2 separate regions of the Homo sapiens genome follow, and region 1 is linked to region 2. Evidence: chromatin loops called from intact Hi-C (ENCODE). Cell type or tissue: A673. All regions are shown on one strand. Links, peaks and the distances in the headings refer to the core of each region. The heading gives the core; the rest is flanking DNA.

Evidence for each region. A loop is a pair of places that touch in the nucleus more often than their neighbours do. Peaks named below come from ENCODE experiments on the same cell type or tissue, not always from the same donor. Only the 100,000 strongest peaks of a DNase experiment are listed, where the experiment ranks them.
Region 1: it touches region 2 in a loop (4-fold over the local background); 7 of 110 quality-filtered maps call a loop at or near these places.

What each region holds. Positions count from the first base shown.
Region 1 is chr11:32,322,632-32,325,536 of GRCh38, reverse strand. No RefSeq gene overlaps it. Among named protein-coding and RNA genes, the nearest start is that of WT1-AS, 110 kb to the left of the region's middle. In A673, for the core only: a CTCF peak has its summit at 1,825 (motif pointing left); a DNase peak (open chromatin) is centred at 1,816.
Region 2 is chr11:32,432,977-32,435,881 of GRCh38, reverse strand. It overlaps WT1 (WT1 transcription factor), which reads left to right and starts at 343. Exons shown (of 10, transcript NM_024426.6): 1 at 343-1,182. The coding sequence starts at 522. WT1-AS (WT1 antisense RNA) reads right to left here and starts at 364. Exons shown (of 5, transcript NR_120548.1): 1 at 36-364. RefSeq lists promoters at 148-250, 1-542, 1-542, 1,880-2,613, enhancers at 270-302, 1,410-1,994 and a silencer at 2,565-2,702. In A673, for the core only: a CTCF peak has its summit at 1,209; DNase peaks (open chromatin) are centred at 291, 581 and 1,338; H3K4me3 peaks cover 1,519 bases; H3K27me3 peaks cover 2,367 bases.

The DNA of each region.
Region 1 (2,905 bases), core at 282-2,781, 110 kb after region 2:
GTTGTCTTACCAGGAAGCAGTTCAACATTGGGGCCCTTTGTGCTTCCCAGGTCCTGGCAAGGCCTTGGGCATTTGGAGAGAGAGGTGGAAAAGTCAGTAGGTTGGTTGGAAATCCAGTCTCAGACTCATGCAGGAACGTGGGTGTTTCCCAGGAACATGCTACTTTGGGAGCTGCTTCCTGGTTTAGTTTTGAGTGGGAGAGAAGAACAGATTAGAAGCGAAGAGCAGATTGGTGGACTGGAGGGAGATGGAAACCAGAGTCCTTTCCTCAGCCCACCTTCCCACACCAACCTTCTTTCCTCTTTCCCAGCGGAATCTGGCTCAGAGAAAACAAAACAAATTTGAGCTATTAGGTGTGGCATATTTTCAAGGCTAGTTGGGAAGTAGCCACTTGATGAGGTTTGTTTTGTTTTGTTTTGTTTTGTTTTTTTCTTTTTTCCGTCTTGCCAGCCTCACAGGGAACCAGATTTTTTTTTTTTTTTTTTTTTTTTGAGACGGAGTCTCGCTCTGTCTCCCAGGCTGGAGTGCAGTGGCGCAGTGGTGTGATCTCAGCTCACTGCAACTTCCGCCTCCTGGGTTCAAGCGATTCCCCTGCCCCAGCCTCCCGAGTAGCTGGGATTACAGGCGCATGCCACCACGCCCGGCTAATTTTTTTGTATTTTTAGTAGAGACGGGTTTTCACCGTATTAGCCAGGATGGTCTCGATCTCCTGACCGCGTGATCCGCCCACCTCGGCCTCCCAAAGTGCTGGAATTACAGGAGTGAGCCACCGCGCCTGGCCGGAAAACACAATTATATTCAGTATTTGCATGGGGATACCCATGAACTACTAGCTTGAGGTGTTCATAGATTCAGAATTAGATCGTGCTCCATTCCTTTCAATGATAACATTTCTTTTCGAAGCTGGGATTTTGGTAGTTGCCGTGATAAAAATTGAGTACTGCATGAAAATCAGGGTGGAATAGAAAATCAGGGTAGCAGTCAGTGTTCAATCTTATTCCAGAGTTTAAGAAATTTCCAAAATGACCAATGGGTTTACACATTCAATTAATAAGTAATTGTGTTTAGTTAAGAATGGAATAAAAATGTTTTTTCAATGTGTGTGTATTAACTTTTCAAATGGCTACTCAACTGTTAGGACATAAATGCTTTTTAAGTCGTTTGGACTTCACCACTTAACAAATGGAGCTGTTAGGTATTTCTTTCCTCCCTGGGGTACCATGAAAAATTACCAAGACACTAAGGGCACTGTGTACCAAGAGAATTTGGGAATCTCTGCTTTAATCTGTCAGAAAATACCCTAAATTGTATATTTGCTTTTAAATACATTAAACATGGAATTGGAGATGAGATGGCAAGAAAAAGAAAATAAATATTTTGCCATAAAGTGAAGGTATTTCTAAAGTAAATACCTTTATTTTTCTGATTATAAAATTAGTATGTATAGGTTATTTTTAAAAATCCAGAAAGGTGCAAAACGGAAATTAAAACCTCCATATTCCCAACTCCCTGAGATATAACAGCTGCCAACTTCCAGGCTCCTCTTCCAGGCTCCTCTTCCAGGCTTTTTTCTGTATGTATTTAAGACAGGTATTTTACAAAAATTGAATCATATATATTCTACTATTTATTGTTTTTTTAAAATTAACTATATAACAGTCATTTTCTCGTGTTAACGTGTATATATTTGTAATCATACATAAGGCTTATACATTTACTTTAAGCAGACTTACACTTTCAAGGGAGAAAAACCTCTCAATTCTAAAACCTTTATTACTAATTGTAGGAGGATTCTACTATTAAGAGTAGCTCAACTGTGCCCCCTTGTGGCTTGATGCAATATTTAACATTTTTCTTCAAATGTATTTGTGTAAAAGCCTTGTATTATGTATGACATGAAGGATATAAAGATGAATGAAAATAAGATCTACGCTAGGAGCTCATAGTCTACCAGGGGAGATTAGACATATAATTAAATAACTATGACAGGAAATAAAAAGTATTTGGGAGGCCGAGGCGGGTGGATCACCTGAGGTCAGGAGTTCTAGACCAGCCTGGCCAACATGGTGAAACCCTGTCTCTACTAAAAGTACAAAAAAAAAAAAAAAAAAAAAAAAAAAATTAGCCGGGCATGGTGGCGCATGCCTGTAATCCCAGCTACTCGGGAGGCTGAAGCAGAATTGCTTGAGCCCGGGAGATGGAGGTTGCAGTGAGCCGAGATTGCGCCACTGCACTCCAGTCCAGGTGACAAAGCAAGAGTCTGTCTCAAAAAAAAAAAAAAAAAAAAAAAGAAAAGAAAAGAAAAAGTAATTAGGTATCATAAGAAAGCTATTGTTAAAATCCCATAATCCATCTGTGAAGATTAAAGACTTCATGACACATTCACCACAGAGGCAGCAACAACGATAACAGAGAACATTTACTGAGTGCTTATGATCCAGGAACTACTTTTTTTTTTTTTTTTTTTTTTTTGAGACGGAGTCTTGCTCTGTCGCCCAGGCTGGAGTGCAGTGGTGTAGTCTCGGCTCACTGCAGCCTCTGCCTCTCGGGCTCAAGCACTTCTCCTGCCTCAGCCTCCTGAGTAGCTGAGATTACAAGTGCATGCCACCATACCTGGCTAATTTTTGTATGTTTTTAGTAGAGACGGGGTTTCACCATGTTGGTCAGGCTGATCTCGAATTCCTGACCTTGTGATCCGCCTGCCTCAGCCTTCCAAAGTGCTGGGATTACAGGCATGAGCCACCGCGCCTGGCCCAGGAACTACTTTTTTGCGTTTTTCATGTTTCATTTTTTCAAAGATGGGATATTTCTGATCTAGGGCTTTAAACATGGATACGAATCCCAGGCTAAGGAATGTGACCGTAATTCTGTTGACAGGCGTGAGAACCAGTGATTCACATTTTTG
Region 2 (2,905 bases), core at 149-2,648:
CACCGCATTCGACCCTGCCCGGACTCACTGCTTACCTGAACGGACTCTCCAGTGAGACGAGGCTCCCACACTGGCGAAGGCCAAGAAGGGGAGGTGGGGGGAGGGTTGTGCCACACCGGCCAGCTGAGAGCGCGTGTTGGGTTGAAGAGGAGGGTGTCTCCGAGAGGGACGCTCCCTCGGACCCGCCCTCACCCCAGCTGCGAGGGCGCCCCCAAGGAGCAGCGCGCGCTGCCTGGCCGGGCTTGGGCTGCTGAGTGAATGGAGCGGCCGAGCCTCCTGGCTCCTCCTCTTCCCCGCGCCGCCGGCCCCTCTTATTTGAGCTTTGGGAAGCTGAGGGCAGCCAGGCAGCTGGGGTAAGGAGTTCAAGGCAGCGCCCACACCCGGGGGCTCTCCGCAACCCGACCGCCTGTCCGCTCCCCCACTTCCCGCCCTCCCTCCCACCTACTCATTCACCCACCCACCCACCCAGAGCCGGGACGGCAGCCCAGGCGCCCGGGCCCCGCCGTCTCCTCGCCGCGATCCTGGACTTCCTCTTGCTGCAGGACCCGGCTTCCACGTGTGTCCCGGAGCCGGCGTCTCAGCACACGCTCCGCTCCGGGCCTGGGTGCCTACAGCAGCCAGAGCAGCAGGGAGTCCGGGACCCGGGCGGCATCTGGGCCAAGTTAGGCGCCGCCGAGGCCAGCGCTGAACGTCTCCAGGGCCGGAGGAGCCGCGGGGCGTCCGGGTCTGAGCCGCAGCAAATGGGCTCCGACGTGCGGGACCTGAACGCGCTGCTGCCCGCCGTCCCCTCCCTGGGTGGCGGCGGCGGCTGTGCCCTGCCTGTGAGCGGCGCGGCGCAGTGGGCGCCGGTGCTGGACTTTGCGCCCCCGGGCGCTTCGGCTTACGGGTCGTTGGGCGGCCCCGCGCCGCCACCGGCTCCGCCGCCACCCCCGCCGCCGCCGCCTCACTCCTTCATCAAACAGGAGCCGAGCTGGGGCGGCGCGGAGCCGCACGAGGAGCAGTGCCTGAGCGCCTTCACTGTCCACTTTTCCGGCCAGTTCACTGGCACAGCCGGAGCCTGTCGCTACGGGCCCTTCGGTCCTCCTCCGCCCAGCCAGGCGTCATCCGGCCAGGCCAGGATGTTTCCTAACGCGCCCTACCTGCCCAGCTGCCTCGAGAGCCAGCCCGCTATTCGCAATCAGGGTAAGTAGGCCGGGGAGCGCCCCCTACGCGCGGGGCAGTGGCGCCAGGGACTCTCCGCTCTAGGACACCCCCCTCTCCTACCCCTTTTGACCGCAGCTCTTACCCAGCTGCTTCCCAAGGGCCGTGAGGATAGCGGAAGCGGCGGCTGGGGAGGAGGCCGGAGAGTGGGAGTGCACGCAGGCACTGGCCCCCGACATCCTCCAAAGCCAGGCAGAGCTAGGAGCCTGACTGTTCGCAAGAGCCGGGAGGGCGTCTGGGGCCCCTTAGAGTCCGAGAGATTCCGGGACTGCTAGTCCCCACGGGAGTGGAACCAGGAGACCGGCGCAGTGTCTGGCTCTGCCTTGGGGAGAGTTTTGTTAATTAAGGAAACGCCAAATTGTCACCAAGCGTAGCGCTTTTCAGACGTCTGGACTCTGGATTCGGAGTGGGACCAGCGCGGGGGTGAGCGCCTGTGCTGTGCTGCCTCCGCAGCGCTAAAATGTCCAGGAGCACCTCCAGCCCTTATAATACGGTGTTGGCACACACTTAGGTGCACATTAAGTATCGTAGAGAACTAGAATGAGCACATGCACCTCCAGTAACTAAATGGCTTTCTGGAACAGCGTCGTGTCCGTGGATAGCTCCCGCGTATGGTAATACAGAAGTGGATCTTCACTGGGCTTCGCTCAGGCGGCGGCCACGCAGGTTCTGGGGATGGAAGAGAACTTGACTTATCCGAGTCCAAGCTATGCGGGACCAGGTTCTACCGCAGGCAGTGGAAGGAGGCACGAGCTTTGGCCTTTCTTTCAGCGCATCTGGGGCGCCTCTTCATCTTGTAAACGCGGGGCTCAGCTGGGACAGTATTTCTTCAAGACCTGGGGTTAGAACAAGGACAGGGTTATTCGCTGTGCTTAGTCAGGATACAAGGAGGGAACTCGGCACACGATAAGTATCAGGTTGGTTTCTCATCCCGCGCCGATGCCCGCCCACCTCTCTTTCGCCTGGGCGGCGCGGACCCGAACCTGCGGAGCCCCTGTAGTTTGCCCTCTTCATTTATTTTCAGTGGATTTCCACGCTATTGAGAACCTAAGCCAGTTCGGTTTGATTCGGTAATTTAGTAAACGCTTTACTAATACAATGGCGGATGCTTTTCCTGGAGCAAAATTACTCGAGGGCCTAGGGACCGGGATGTTTTTGGAATGCGTGGGAAGCAGAGTGTATCTTTTGCAGGAGGTACCTTCGCCCAAGGCTCGGGAGAAGGGCTCTGCCCTTGTTGCCCGCCTTCACCCGCGCCTTCTAAACGCGCGTCTTCAGGCCGCTCCTACCTTAGCCTAACCAGGAGCACCCGGCCCCCGCGAAGCCTTGGAGAAATCGAAACCGCCCTTTTCTTCGGGAGAATCTGGGATCACTGTCCTGTGGAGGAACCGCAAGCAGACCCAAGGGTTGCCTCCACTCTATGCTTTTAGTTAGTGAAATTAGTGTTTTGTACTCAAGGGGCGTTGGGACAACTTACTGGTCGCTGAGGCTTGTGTTCTTTGATCAGATCGCGCCACCTTTGTTTAGCAGGCTGGTGTTACTTTTGGGGAGTTTCTAGGTCTCAGTGTCCCCGTCTATAAGAGGACAGCTGAGATGGGCAACCTGGAGATTGGGTCCGGCTTGAAGTTATACTCCATAGATGCAGAAGCGCTACCCACCACCCTCTTGGGGCTTTAAATATGGAACTCGGCAACCCATCTAAACATCT